2 separate regions of the Mus musculus genome follow, and region 1 is linked to region 2. The links are chromatin loops, found by intact Hi-C in ENCODE. Cell type or tissue: gastrocnemius. All regions are shown on one strand.

Region 1 (8,000 bases), 51 kb after region 2:
ATAATGCAGGGTAAATAAATGCTATCACACCGCTGAAAGATGTACTAGAGACAGGCTCTGCAGCTTCCCCATCAGTGTGGCGCTTTTATCTGTGCCATTGGAGGCTCTGTATCTTTTACATTTAATGTGATAGATCAAGCAGACCTTATTCCAAAATGTGTTTTTATCTATCAAGCCACAGATTAATATACAAAGTAATTGTTTAGTCTTCTCAAGGGACTTTTAAGGAAGTGTCTGGAAGCCCCGATGTCCTACATAACTGGGTAGCTTATGGCTTTCTTCTGGTGTATGTTTAATAATTGCTTATTTAGAAACAGAAGGTTGAGTTTCCCCTCGTAGTTGAACAGCTGTGAGACCTGCTCTTGGCCTTCACGCTTGAGTTTTGTGGTGTTCTGGGGTCCTGCACATGCTTTCAGTGGTGTGGAGGGTTTTGGAGCCACTCAGGCCCTTGATGGCCTCCTCCAGGCCCTGTAACTAATGTTTCCTTCTTCACCCTGCATCTTCCCCGGCTGATTACCCACACTGTCCTGTATCCTACGACCATCCTCTATCATGGAGAAGAATCCCTCAGCTCTACCTCCCCTCCAACGCCTTCTTTTTCCTTCTCGTCACAGCAAACTCTTTGCTGTCTCCATTTTCATACACGCCCCTGCCGGTCTTATGTAGATCAGGCTAGACTCTAACTTCCTTCCTGTGTAGTCAACAAGAGTGACCTTGAATATCTGATCTTCCTGCAGCACCTCCTGAGTGCTGGGGTGATGGGTGTGTACCACCACACCCCGTTTATGTGGTGCTGGGAGCTGAGCCAGAGCCTTGTGCATGTCAGGCATCCTCCTGAATGAACCATATTTTGAACCATTCCCCTTTTCCCTTGAACCCTTTCACTAAGTCTCCCTCTGGTCCTGCTCTGCAAAGCTCTCCAGCAGTCTCCATTCTGATGCTTTCACTCTTCCAAGCCTATGCTGGGCCCATGGGCTTGCTGTCTGCTCTGTTCGCTTTACTGCCTAATCCTGTGCCATCTAGTCCTCTAGTGCTGGGGTTCTGCAGGACCTGTCCTCTCTCCCCTTCTCTTACATTTTTGGTTTTGAGACTCGCCTTTAAGGGCTGAGCCATCTCTCCAGCCCCTTTCTTCCCTTCTCTATTCTGTTTTCTTCCTCATTTTCAGTAGCATAGAGAGTAGATGTTATCTGGAACAGAGCCTTCAGGTTCCCAGGCTAAGGAGAGGACTCCCAAGTTTATACCTTTAATTGAGGCACCTGCTTTGAGCTCTGGATGGGCAGTACTCTCTTTGACATTTATGCTTGGGTATGGGCTGGTGGCTGCAAGACTCTGGTCTCTGTTTGCCCCCAGAGCTGTATATCTGCCTCTTCCCTTTGCATGGCTCTCTTCTTCTCTTGATTAGCTCCAAAGCGTTGGGACAACTCTTAATAGCAGTCCTTATATCAAACAGTAGGCTTGTGAATATGTAGAACCTTGTTCTAGCCCCAGTCTATTAACCTGAGGATTCACATCTTGTGTGGGTCCCACTGTGGCCACAGAAGGCAGCTTGTCAATGACTAGAGTCAAAAATGGAGGCTGCAAGAAGGTATCTATGGGGCAACTTTTGGAGTTGACTGGGGAGTGGAAGTAGAAGGCCTGAGTATTTTTGATCTTTTGGCCCATGCCTGCAGCATGTACCCTTGCTGGTTTGAACAATGCCCATTACAGGTGGAAGCTAGAAACTGTAGTAAGTCCATCAGCAAACACTCTGGCTTTCCACATCACCCTGTTCCCCACCCCCAACCCCAGAGCATCACCTGATCTGTGATGCTAATCTTTCCTCTTCTACATCCCTGAAGGCCATCTATTACTGGCCTCTTCCTCTCTGACATCACCTAGCACCAGAACCTCTTCTTTCTATCTTTCTAACCCCCTACCTGAATATCCTTCCCACCTACACACACACACACACACACACACACACACACACACACACACAGATGGCTTCACTGTTAAATCTGTGGTATTTTTGCTTTACAGGGTGGTGGATCTAAAACTGCAAACTGCACTCAGCTACATTGACACTTCCTGCCACACTTCTTGTTACAGTGTCTCTTTTCTCCTTTCCACTGGCTGGTGCCTATGAGTAACTGCTTCCTTGGGTTAAAGTTGACAATGGCAGAGAATGTTAGATTCTTCACCTGCCTTGAGGAAGGACAAGGGTGAAGCCTTGGCCGACTGGTACACAGTACCCAGGAATTCTAACAGAAGTTAACTGAGCATAACTCCTTTCTCGACTTCCACCTTTGTGCTTACGGTTTCTTCTACAGCCTTTGGGGCAGCTCTACCCAGTTCTCTGGGACTGTTCAGAGTGCCTGACCTCTGAACAGCCTCTCCTCAGAGCAGCCATCAAACATTCCCCCAGAAGCCAGTATAAACATACCCCTGGTTCCTGGATCATTAACTGTAAGTGGAGTTTTACACCCTAAGCCATAAAGGGTAGCCTTCTAAGCAGGACTTTGCAGATCCAGGTGCTGGCAGAATTCAGTCACTAGCATCAGAACCACACTAAGCAAGATGGCACTCCCTACTGCATTCCTGAGCTGATCTGTATCACCTGGCACTCCTTGACCTCAGGATGATGGCCTTGGGAGCACCTTCCTTTAGCTGGCTTTCCAAAATTCCCTTTTTCATGTATCTCGTTCTCTGGCCAGTGTTCCTAGCTACTTCCTAGAAACCTACACCCTTGTCCTTTCTCATACGGGTCAACTTCTTTTAAACCTAGACAGTGGCAGCAAGTATTGAGCAACCCAGACCAGTGTAGTAAGCAGTAGACGGGTAATCGAGACACTCTTGTCTGAAGGAACCATGCATTTGTGGCAATGCCAGTGCCACCTTTGGAAGAGCATCCCATTGTTCACATCTGCCTTGCACATGTGTGTCCTGGCACTAAGCAGATATCCTACAGGGTATTTCCACTTTATGTAACATGTTGCATGTCTGTTACATGTTATGATAGATGTTTTCTTCTGTGTCCAGCCTTGCACAGAAGGTATCTAAGCCATGTGCATTCCCACATGTTGGGCTATTCATAGCACCCAGGTCTTAGGCTGTATGCTCCAGTGGTGATGGATTCAAGCATGATGTAATGCTACAGTTGCCACATGAGGGTGTTGCTAAGATTCAAAGCATCAGATTCAGAAAATGAGGTAGGATCCTTCCCTCAAGCCAAGCACCCTCAAAGGGTGTGAGCAGCCACTGCGGCTTATGTCAGCATCAGGTATTTTTCTCCCTGGATGGCAATTCACACATGCAGGCACACATGTGCCTTGACAACAGGGGGTGCTCTGGAGCTGTTACAGTCTCCTGCAGGGCAACCTGTAATGCACATGCTGCCGCTGTGTGAACTCAGCTGGGACCTAACCCACTCCTGCAGCTCAGAATCTTCAGGCACTCCTAAATGAGGTGTGGTTTGACAGGGCGATGACAGCCACACCTCCTTACCCTCTCTTTCCATAATATTTATAATATTTATATTGTGATTAACTGCTCCCCACCCCCAGGCTCTCTATCTCTCCTTATGTAACTATTTTCTGTCTTTGCAAAAGAAAACTAAGGGGATCCAGGGATGTGGCTCTGTGGGCCCACACTGTATCGATTGAGCATACATGTAGACCTATTACTGGGAGTGGAGGGCGGGGGTGGGGTGGGGATGAAGGCTGAAGGATAGGAAGGTCAAAGTCACCCTACACTACAGGACCCCCCCTTATCTCAGGAAGAGAAAGATGACATCATATTCTTGGTCTCCATAGTAACAGATGGGCTGGGCTGAGTGGACTGCGAACACCTGTCCTCCTGTCATTCCTTCTACTCATTGCTCGTTTCTGTTTGGTGACAGCACTGCTCCTGGGTCCTGTTTCTGGCTTTGTAGGGCACATGCAGGCCATGACTTCTTTACGGGAAGAACTTTCCTTGGGCAGCCTGCTGCAGCTGGCATTTAGCGGCCATTGCCTGCTGAAACTGGTGTACATCTGCTGAGAACATTATTTTCCCTAACCCATGTAATCCTCGCCATAATCCTAGAAGGTGCTATTTTTAGCTGCATTTTATGGGTAGAGAGACTAACAACACCGGGGCTCAATAAGTGACTTAACTTGCCAAATCACTCTGTGAAGTGGGGGTGGTGCACACTGAAATCCAGCCAGGTGCCAAGCTGGCCAGCCATTTTGTCTCTTTTGGGGACCATGCTGCCGGACCTGTGCATGGGCCACAGCTGCGGTGAAATCCACCCCAACGCTATTGTGTGTGCTGCCAAAGCAAGTGTTCCTGTTCTAGCTCTGAGCTACAGGAGTTTGTGCCCTTTGGTCCTGACCAGTTTCGTTTCTGCCTGATTTCCTCACTGTTTTCTCTCTATGCCTCCGAGCTCTTTTGTTATCCCCAAGTTATTCTTTTCTTTCCTCCCCCACCCAGCCCTTTTCTGGGATAGAACCCAAGGCTTCCTGCTCGCTAGGCAAGCACTCTGCTGTTTGCTTACACTTCCCCAGCCCATCCTCCAAAACTGAGCATAAGGCTCTTGTTACTGAATCAAACATACCTCCTCTCCTAAGTGACTGTCCTTCATGTGATGACAGAATCCCTTCACCAACACTGACGGTAAGCACAGCCTGCTCATTCTCTTCCTACTGTTCAGGATAGTCCCACAGAGCTCTGGTGCCAGTCACAATGCTACCAGCCATTTACCCCATTCCTTACGTGCACTTTCCTGCACCTCAGACCGTTCTCCACCTCTTCTGTTCTTCGCTCTCGAAACAAGTATACAGTCATCCTTGCCTGCTGCTCAGAACCTGTCTGCACTCCTTCCCCCAGGGATAATTCTACCTTGGCTGTCTCTGCCTGCCCACCTGATGCTGACTGTGCAGAAGAGCATGTTGCTCCTCTCAGGCTCCGCCCACGACAAGCTGCTGTACTCAGCACGTCTCCTGCTGAGGTTCTCTCTGGAATCTTCAAGCCTCACCTTTAGGGTCCAGGGAGGTGGCTAAGTGCTGGAGCATTTTTTTCTACCATGTATGAGGTCCTGGTTCTGTGTCTAGCCACTGTCTGTTTATTCGGCAACTCTTAGCCATTCCCTATCCTCATAACTGGTGGGAACCACATCTCAAGGTGAACTTTTAAACCTCAAGAATTTCACTTTTTTTTTTTTTTAATTCCAGAGGGTGGGGAGTAGTTTTTATGCTTAGTTCTGGAATAGCCCTGAGTCTGGCAGGCACCTTCTCCACCACTGGACTACATGCTCCAAAGCCTTTTTCCTGTTTTGCAATTACAGATGATGTCATCTTTCTCTCTCGGAGGGTTGATTCTGATATAGTTACTTATAAGAAAACAATCATGGGTGCTAGTAGACTGAAATTGTCCTCGTTTTGTTGTTGTTTGTTAGTCTAAGGCAGGGCTTCTATAGCCCAGCTGTCTTGAAACTTACTATGTAACCACTATGTAACCTAGGACTTTGACCTTCAGAGCCTGCTGCTTCCATCTGGGAGTACTAAGAGACAGGCATGTCCCAACCAACAAACCAGGTTCTCTTCAGGGCTGACGATAAGCCCCTGGGCTTGGCCCTGCTAGGAAAGCCCCTCCCAGCAGAGACACATCCCCACCCGTTCACCTGTGAAGCGTTCCCTGGGCAATACAGCAGCTCCTGGACATTGATTGGAGTGTGGTGGCAAAGTAGAAGTTGTCACGTCTGCAATCCTGCCACTGAGCCGCCCTGGCTGTAATGAAGGAAGGTTGATCACTCTCTGGCCAGGCTTGGTTTGGCATGCCCTCCCTAGGGGTGTGGACTTGCAAATGAGCAGCCAAACCACTGAGCAGCTGCCTGTCAGCACTTACAGTTAAAAATTAACTTTGACTGCTCCTCTGGGCAGTCCCTGCTGAAGCTCACCCACAGTGAAGGAAGTTGGTATGACCCAACTGGGTACTGTCCCCAAGTGTGGCCCAACCCAGTACTGTCCCCAAGTTCCTGTTGCTGAATCTCTCAGTGCCTCATGCAGGAGACAGCCACTGAAGGGGGTGCCTTCTATCCCTTGACACATCTAAGCTCTACTTTTTTCCCACCCTGTCAGCTGTACTCTTAAGACCACTTGTACATTAACACAGTCACTCGAGTGCGTAAAATCCAACCCTCTGACAAAAAGCCTCCAGGCAGAAAAAGAAACCGTTTCGCCCTCATCTGTCGATAACGGATTCTGATGCAGAGCTGGCGAATGTGGGTTTTTTCCCAAACCTAGGCCTAGCATCCATGATGACTTTAATAACTGTGAGATACGCTTTCATCAGCAGTTAGAGCAGGGCCACCACTGTTTGATGCCTGGTGCTGACCTCATGATGAGTGGGCTCCACCCCAGTGGACTTCGTGAAAGGGTAGTCTGGATTTTGTCCTGGGAACTTCATGCTGAAGGGTCTAGCCTAGGCTAGCAAGTTTGTCTACATTCAGAAAATGACTTAGGAACTGAATAGAGTGCTTTGCTTTAAGCATCCTCTTTAGTACTGAGTATGCTCAGGTTTGCTGACCATCGTATATATAACCCACACATGATACCCCAAATAAATTTCTCAAAGGCTCATACACATCCCCTTTGCGGCCCCCTGGTCATGCTAGAGATGCATTAATAGTGGAAAGTAGAGTGCATGGTGGAATCCGCCCTCAGTGTTTAGCTCTGCACACCAATCCCTGGGTATTACTTTTCTACCACACACATGGTCCAGAATCACAAGCCACTCACTGTTTCTAATCAGAGGTTAGGTGGACACCGGCCACTGCTGCTGTTGCTATTATTCCTAACTCATTTCGTTTTGTTGTTTGTTTGGTTTTGAGACGGTATCTCATACCGATTATCCCAGGAACGGCGGCAGTAGCCCAATTATAGGGTTCAGGATGTGAAGGGCTCATTTTTAAGTAGAGTATTCCCCAAGGTACAACTTGCTGGAACAGCACATTAGGGGTAAATCTTGCTGACTGTGGTTTGTGTCTTACCTGAACAGAGAGAGGAGTTATGGTGAGGTTACTGAGTTTCTTTTTATCATGTGCTTCGAGCTAGTGTCTTCCATACATAGCCTTCCCAGAGGTTTGTTCGGTGAGAGTCAAAATCAGTACCTGCCTCTAAACTTTCTTCATATTTCCCTCACTGAGAAGGTCCTAAGTCAAAAATAGTGGGCGTCATCAAAGCACCAGCTTTGTTTATTCTCTCTTTCCCTCCCTCCCTTCCTCCTCCCTTTCCCCCACCCTCATCCCTCTTCCTACCTCCTCCCTTCTCCCTCCTCCTTTCTACCCATCCCTTTTCTTCTCTTTCCCTTTTACTTTTGCAGTGGTTGGGATCAAACACCAGGCTTTGTACATGCCAGGCAGGCACTTTATCAACAGACCTACATTCCAGTTGACTTTTAAGAGTTTATTCACTTGAAATTGTTTTTTTATAATGTACTACCATCTACCATGACCTCACCTGTGATCTCAATATCTTTTATTTCCAGAGTCCCTGCTATTCAGACTCAAGAGGAAATAAAATAAAAAACAAAAAGTAGCCATAATTTTTATTGAGGAAACGTGTAATTCTTTATTTTAGATCTGATTTTTAAGATTTTGCTTTTATTTTTATTCATATGGCATGGGCAGGGGTGGTGTATGGCAAGTGGAGAAAGTGTGTCTGATCTTCTGGAGCTGGGTTGAAGGTAGTTGTGATCTCATGAGAGCTGAATTCAAGTCTTCTGAAAGAGCAGTGCGTACTCTTAGCCAGCAAGCCATCTCCGTTCCCATGTTCTGCAGGTGTGAGTTCTGTAAGAAGTAACGCTTCTGTAAGCGGCATTCTGCTTTGTTTCCATATAGCACAAGTAACCAGGAAAAGGGCTTTCTTCCCTGAGAAGCATCTCTGTCCTTCTAGCCACATGGGCAATGTACAGCAAATAACTACGGAGGAAGCACAGCTGATGTTGTATCAGATGTTGACTTTCAACCCTCCTGCTTCCACTTC
Region 2 (8,000 bases):
GTGCCAAGTCCTGCATGGTATACTGTGGAGTCGGCAAGTCTAGGAAACTTGAAAGACCATGTCTCAAACAACAAAACAAAACAAGTGGGGGAAGGGGATCTGGCTTATGGGGAGAGGTGAACAAAGACAGAGATCTTAGAATGAACAATACCCTGAGTTCAACCCCCAGTAACTACAAAAATAATAGTGAATAAGCAGTCTAAATAGTGAATCTCAGAAAGATGGGCTCAAATAGGGAACATAAAATTCATCTTTCGTCTCTATTTGGGGCAGTTGTAATAAAGGCAGATAGCATCCCCACAAATCTCTGTACATATCCACAGTCAGTTGTCAACTCAAGATACAATACACAAGCTTAGAGGCTCTCAAATTGCCTCTATAGTTGCTCTGTCTGTTTATACATTCACCTGTCATTCCTGGGTGTATGTACATATATCCTTATCTCTCTCCTTCCTTCCTTCCTTCCTTCCTTCCTTCCTTCCTTCCTTCCTTCCTTCCTTCCTTCCTTCCTTCCTGTAGTTCAGGTTGCCCTTGTTCTCAGGGTCTTCCTGCCTCAGCCTCCTGAGCTCTAAGTTTAGTTTTGCACCACTGTGCCCAGCAGAAACCCATCCAGTTCAGCACATTGTTAAATATCATAGCTCTGAAGAATGCCTTTAACAATTGGAGTTTGCAAAAGGGGACTGCCTATTATTGACCCATTCTTTCTTACTGAATGGCTTCCTCCCCTCTCATTTGAATTTGAAGTATCTCTCCCTGATTATGGATCCTCCAGGAGTTTACAGGCTAAGGACTCAGTGGAGCAGGACTCCTGTGTAAGAGCTTTGTGAACATATCACGGCTGTCTCCATGTGCTTCTCCCATCTTACTGTGCTCTGTATCTACGACTTTTCCCCCCTTTGTTTTCTTTGCTATATTTTATGCATTTCATCGACCCAGAGATTTGATAGTCGCTTCCCCTTCTTTAGGAATGATTGATGTGATGAAGTTCACTGTACATCCACAGTCCCTCCTGGGCAGTCAGGATCTCAGCTACAGGGACTAGTGTTAACAGAAGAGAAAACACTAGGTAGGGAATGAAGAAGGCTGTTGGTCATTTTTCTTCCTCATTGGACATTCTTCTCTGAGGATTATGGGAAACTCGATAGCTTTCACAGGGCACATTAGGCAGAACCCCCATTTCTAATAGGCTTGGCCAAAACAAAACAAAACACCTTTGTTTTCTGGACATTAAAGGCAAATTTGCCAATGGAGAAGCATGCAGGGGAGAACTGTAGTCAAGTTTGATGGGAACTCGTTCATGCTCTACAGACATGCACACAGTAGATACCCACTGCCCATGTGTGTGAGAGAGCAAGCAAACCAGCTGAAGCATGTTGGAGAACGTGTTAACCTTTGTGCCGAAGTGCAAACTAGAACCCTTTAGTCGAAGGGACACAGCTTCAGAGGGCACAACAAGGAAGTAGAGAGTGGTTTCTACTCTGCCTGAGCACGGAGCTCCCTGCACTAGGTCAGCATTGTGGGGATTTTTATGATGTTGCATCTCAAAATGGTTTTTGAAGAGCAAGCTTTTAAAAGTTACTGCTTCCCCCAAACCCTAAATTTCTAAAAGCTGGTGTTAATTTCAGTCTCCTTCAAGCGCCAAGTGGATTAATAATGAAATGCTAATGAGGCTGACAGTGCCTCCCTTCAATGTTCTTAATGACAATAAAGTCTCAAGGTTTGATACAAGAACCATAAGAGAAGACCCTCCCACCCCACCCCCACGGTCTCTTGCAGGTTTTCACAGTAAGTGAAACTGCCAAGCAAGGCAGTGGGGGAGCGCTCCCACCTTGATTAGCCTTTTTCTTCATGAATTCACTCAGCTCCTTGTCTTGATTTTTCAAGTAGGGGGAAAAAATCCAACAAAACCGAGAATTTTAAGCTTTTGTAAAATCATTATGGAAATGTTGGAATCAGTAAACATGAGAAAGCCAAACTGAAGATCTAAATCCGCCAATGACAGTTAAGGTCCTCTGGATTGGAGAAAAGAATTGGTAATGGTTGAGTCCCTGTGTGCATAAAACACAGCTGTGATTCCTTGAATTTAGCAAAGCCCAAGAACCTACTGTATCCATGGCTTTTCAAACGCAGCATTCTCAGTAAAATCTATTTGTCTTCTAATTGTTTCTGAATTCCAAATACAAGCGGACAGTGGTGTGGCTTGGAGTTATAGATGCTGTTTTTTTTTTTTCCTTTTGATTACTGAAATCTCCCACATGAGAGATATTATTACTTCGGTTGTTTGTGATGCTGATGTGAGCACGGTTTCTTTTACATGTTTGCTAGGCCGGTGCTTTTGCATTGAGATGCTCCCAGCTTCCAGATGGTATATTTTTGCATTTACAGTAAGACTGCAACAGTAGACATTTATAGAATAATTACCTAGTGTTTTGTTTTTGATACACATAGATTAGAGAAATGAAAAATGAAGTGAAAATTAGCATTTATAGAGCATTGCATGGGTATAAAGATATTTCTGTATAATAAATGTGTGATATATCAATATTTTGATACAGTTACTTGACCTTGGTTTGTCTCCAGTTCATTAGTTTTATTGATTTGAACCATAATTCTCTGGGAATATTGTAGAGATGAAGTGGTTACAAAGAGCAGAGAAGCTCAGTCAGATGGTAAATATTTACTTTATATTGACACTATCCTTTAAACATTTATTTTTTGTTATTACTGCATACTAACCATGTTCTAAAAAGGTTGCAGTTTTTATATCACTGAAAACTGACTCCTCCTTACTCACTGTCCAGCTATTCTTTGAAATGTTTCCAAGAATGCACTCCTGCATGGCTGGCCATGTAGGCTAGGAGCTTCTAAACTGCCTTTCATGAGGCCCCTGCTTTATCACCAGTGGCACAAACATGTATGCACACAGACATACACACACACACACATACACATTTGAAACGCCTCAAATTCATTTTTAAATTATTTTATTGTTACTTGATTTAGGCACTTAGAATTTTTTTCAAAAATTGGATAGGATACAAAAAAAAAGAAAGGCCTGTTCCTATCCTCTATAATAGCCAAGTTTTATGAGGAACTGAGAGTCGTTTGAAAGCTGTCCATCTAGGGTGACAGTTCACCACTGTAACTGATGGTCCACTTTAAATGACTAAAAAGGACGCTACAGCTGTCTTTCCAATTTGGGAAACGGGAGGACTACTTTGCAGGCTTCACTGAGTCCTAAGTATTCTAAGGCTGATGCTGCAGAAGTCTGTTTTTCCACTTGAGATGGCAGATGCCGAGATGGTGTGTTTCACCTTGGTGAGGTTGCTGAGGACCTGGACAGCAACCTGCCCTTTCTTCTTGGGTACTGAACTTGCATTTAGTAATAGAATGTGGCCTCACACCATACTCCCATTGGGTTATAGATTCATTTTTCATTTCTTCCTCTACTTTAAGGAGGGGGGGGGTGAACAAGGGTTTATATATCCTAACTGTGTGGGATCTTGAAAGACTTTCTTTGAGCGTCTTCAGTTAGGAAACCAAAGAGTTGTACATGGCTAATTAATTAAACAACGGTGCTTATGTGATATTCGCCAGTGATACGATGTGTGATTGTGAGATTATGGAAATCTCTTCCCAGATGTTATTCGGTTCTATCTTGTCTCCCAGATGTTGCTGGTTATAGCTCAGCACTGGCCCTAAATCTGAACACCTTTCCTGGCTAGCTTTGTATCATTGGGTTTTTGATATTGCCTATGCATAAAATGGACACAGTATCAGTGAATATTGAACTAACTGCTGATGACTGGAAACCCTCCATGCAAAGACAAATGATTTGCTTATCTTGGCTTTTTAAAAGTTGTTTTACATAGCAAAGACAGAATAGTACAAAGACTTTGCAGACTAGCCCCAGACTTTAGGAGTCTGTATATCTCTTTTGTGTTATCCCTGTGTTTCTTAGAGTCACTTGCAGGTTTGGTACAACACTGATGTAAGCATGGCCTGAAGCTCCTCACTACCAGGCCCAGGGGGCATCTTGAAAGCCAGTTGTGCCATCCTCATGGATCTTATCAAGGAAGGAAACCTGCCTATTCTCATTAGAGAACTTGTCAATAGAGATCTTTCGTGTAGTAGCTAGAGAAAGAGGCATTAGTATTTTAATACCCTGTGCAATTCTTTTCCCTTTTAGAAAGCTGAAGATGAGGACGTTGTTCTCACACCCGATGGTACCAGGGAGTTTCTGACTTTTGAAGTTCCACTGAATGACTCAGGATCTGCAGGGCTTGGTGTCAGTGTCAAGGGGAACCGTTCCAAAGAGAACCACGCAGATTTGGGGATCTTCGTTAAATCCATTATCAATGGTGGAGCTGCATCTAAAGTAAGAGCCGGTCATTTTCGTTCATCCCACTGCTGGCGAGGTTTCTCACCCGCCCTACCCCTACCCATGACCGATACGTTCTTTTAGTAACATTTTCTCTCTTTATAGATCCTCTATTTAGGTGAACATTTGTGGGTTGGAGCTCATTACTCTCACTCTTCATTCTATCTCATCTGTAGTCTTATTAGTTCAGTGATAATAATGTGTGAAGGCAAAGCATGAGTCCTGGGCTGGGGAGAAGGTATCTTTTTCCTCCCCATCTTTGGAGGACGTTTGCTCCTTCTAGACCTAGAGTGAGTTTCCTAGCTGTTTATGGAAGACAATTTTCTACAGTTGTCTTGATCTTCATGGATCTCATTTATAAACCACCTTGATGGCTGTTTCTGAAAGCAAGCAAGCCCATGATGATCACTTTGTGTCCTTTGAATTAGTATTCCATTTGGTTAACAGATTATAATAATGGCTTGGGAATGTCTAAAAGGCTGAAATAGACAGAGGCTACAGCAGCTGCTTACAATGAGATGAAAGCCCCCAGATCCCTTTTTCTTTCCTTTTTTGTTTTAATTTAAACTTTCAGAAAAGCAGTTTCTTGCAGACTGCTCAGCAATCCTCACTTGCCTTCTTCACAGGATGGAAGGCTGAGGGTAAATGACCAGCTGATAGCTGTGAATGGAGAATCTCTACTGGGCAAAGCCAACCAGGAAGCCATGGAGACTCTACGGAGGTCCATGTCCACCGAGGGCAACAAGCGTGGCATGATCCAGCTCATTGTGGCGAGGCGGATCAGCAGATGTAACGAGGTAAACAGAGGATGATGCCTGGGAGAGCCATCATTTATCTCTTTGGCTCTATGAGATTGTGCGGGTTTGTCAGGAGAACATCTTGTTTTCAAACATTGTCTCATGTGACCCAGCATAGTCTGAACTTTCTGTGGAGGATGACTTTAAACTTCAGATCCTCTAGCTCCACTTCTCCAGTGCTGGAGTTACAAGTATGCACCATCATTTTTGCTTATGCAATAGAGGGGACCAAACCTAGGGCTTATTCTAGACAAATGCTCTATGAACTGAGCTATAGCCCCAGCCTTATGACATACTTGCTGTAGCAAGGCCAGATCTCTTAATCCTTCTAATCCTTTCAAATAATGCCACTTCCTAGTGACTAAGCTTCACATATATGAGACTATGAAGGCCTTTCCTATTCAAACCAACACATACTTGTATTGTTTTTATTTGCCAAATGTAGAATGAAATAGGCATAATTATTAAGCTAATTTTTACAACAAGGATCAATATAACATTAACTGAAAGCCTTAGTTATTCTTTTAAATGGGAAGAATTCAAATTTGATCCTGAGAGTCTTGTTGCCCACAGGACTGCCCCTCTTTATTCTACTAGTGGTGCTAAGGGGTGGATTCCAGATATTACACTGGCTGGTCATGTGTTCTTACTGACTTGCATCTCAGCCTTTCAGTGATGTCTTGAACAGTGGTTATGTTTTGTCAAATCATTGTTTGGTATTTTTATTCCAAGTTATGTAGATGCTTGTGAATAGTTCTCAGAATGGTGTACAACACACGTATCTATATTAAGTAGTTATTTAGAGAAATGAGTTGTTTCCAATTCCCAAGGATAGTGGTCAGCGGACAGATATGTATTAAACATCTTCTGTATGTTAGAAATTTTGATAGGTTCTGAGAACACAGCAGTGTGTATTCACAAAAGTATCATAGCTTTTAAAAAGCACGATCCAGAGGCTAAGAAGACAGCAGAGAGGGAAGATGCTGCTGCACAAACATAAGGACTTCCATCCCAGATACATAGAGACAAAAGAATCCATGGGTTCTGGAGCTCACTGGCCATCCATCTGGCTGCATCTCTGAGCCCCAGGTTCAATAAGAGATTCTGACTCAGATAAAATAAAGCACAGAGCCATAGAGGGTATCAACTGCTGGCATGTACACACACATACATACATGCATGGATGCATGCATACGCCCCCCCCCAAACACACACATTCATATATATATATATACTCACACATACTCTCACATAAACACACACACACACACACACACACACACACACACACACCCTGAATATGGAATAGTGTGGGAGAGTTTTGCAATAAAGAGTAACAAAGATCATTCTGTTTCTGTAGGATTCTGATTCCCCAAGAGTAAGGCAAACGTGCACCAGCTTGAAAATGTTTTGATAAAGGCACTGATTTATTCCATTTTGCCCTATGAAAGATGTGAGTCTAGATTCCCTACTGAAATATCCCTGTCACATTTACTTCTACGTTTGAATTTACGTGAATGAAGAAGATTTAAGTGTGGGAGCAGCCATGATCCACATAGCTGACTGTGTTTCTCTGTTATCATTTTCTATATGGCTGGTTCTTAATGTTTCTTAGGACACAGTAGCTTATAGTTAAGTGTGTGTGTTTGTGTGTGTGTGTGTGTGTAAGGTGCTGAGTAAGTATGGAGAAGCTATTTGTACTGAGAGTATTTGACCAAAGAATTATGCAGCCAAAGGAGTGCAGTTAGGGTTCCCAGTAGGCCTCACGTGTGCTTTTTGCTGGTGTGAGATTTATATCACTTCCAAAAACATTTTCTGTCCGAGTCATCGTGGAAGGATTGTGTAAATTATGCTACAGTAAATATTGGTGTCCCCATAGGCCATCCTGCTGTCACGTTTGGGTCCCAGTCTACAGTAATGTTCTTGAGCTCCTTGTAGGTGTGCGAGTCCAGTCTGAGACAGTAGCATAGTATCTCACCGAAGTCTCTTGATGTTCAAGGCTTTTTATTCTTGATGTTCTCCTAGAAAAGACAGGAATTCATGAAAAGGAGCTTCTGTATTGGCAACACGGTTCTGTTCCTCATTTTTGGGGTGCTATATTGTGTGTATGTGTGGGGGTGTTGGTGTATGCATATAGCACACATGCATTTGCTTATCTATGATATTCATTGAGGCAGGGTCTCTCTGGAATCACAGTTTTCCAGTTTGGCTAGACTGGCTGGCCTGTAAGTCCCTGGGATCTGCCTGAGATCTGCCTGGGATCTCTCTCCACCTGTCTCCTACTCTCCAGCACCACACTTTACTGAAAGTACTGCTGTGACTTGGTTTTACACAAGCGCTGAGACTCTGAACTCAAGTCCTTGTGTTTACTGCACAAAGACATTATCCACTGAGCTCTTTCCTTCTCACCCCTACCCAAAGTGCTTGCCTCACACCCAAAAAACCCTGGAAAAGCACTTACCTATCTCCATAGCCTCTCTATGTAGGCTGTCTGCCTAACATCAACATAGCCTTATATCTGATCTCCGCACTAGTTGCTGTTTGAAACCTATATTTCTGGTCGTTCTGCAGCATGCAAGGGTCTCCTGAGCAGCGCCTCTGGTCTGCTTTGCTTGATTTTGGAGTTCTAACCTCTGCTCTCTTTCCATCTGCTGTGAGTCTCTGGCTCTACTTCCTGTCCTTCCTGTGTATGTGAGCCTCACACTCTTCCCAGGTTGATCTTCTCTGCATATGTTCCCAAGCTTGTTCCTTACCTGCACAGTCTGTGTCTCACAAAATCCCAACATTTTTCATGAGAAAAATATAAGGGAACTAGTCACCTT

What was found. Peaks named below come from ENCODE experiments on the same cell type or tissue, not always from the same donor. Only the 100,000 strongest peaks of a DNase experiment are listed, where the experiment ranks them.
Region 1: it touches region 2 in a loop (2.4-fold over the local background); 2 of 42 quality-filtered maps call a loop at or near these places.

Annotation. Positions count from the first base shown.
Region 1 is chr8:127,435,450-127,443,449 of GRCm38, forward strand. The region is part of intron 20 of Pard3 (par-3 family cell polarity regulator); the gene reads left to right. Gm9909 (a long non-coding RNA gene) reads right to left here. Exons shown (of 3, transcript XR_003947491.1): 3 at 7,298-8,000. LOC115486907 (a long non-coding RNA gene) reads right to left here and starts at 5,836. Exons shown (of 2, transcript XR_003947489.1): 1 at 5,639-5,836. In gastrocnemius, a CTCF peak has its summit at 3,317; DNase peaks (open chromatin) are centred at 3,336, 4,218, 4,879 and 5,771; H3K4me3 peaks cover 4,133 bases; H3K27ac peaks cover 3,749 bases.
Region 2 is chr8:127,384,321-127,392,320 of GRCm38, forward strand. It overlaps Pard3 (par-3 family cell polarity regulator), which reads left to right. Exons shown (of 25, transcript NM_001309391.1): 13 at 4,190-4,378; 14 at 5,008-5,178. Among named protein-coding and RNA genes, the nearest start is that of Gm9909, 66 kb to the right of the region's middle. In gastrocnemius, no CTCF peak of the experiment used is centred here; no DNase peak of the experiment used is centred here; H3K27ac peaks cover 847 bases.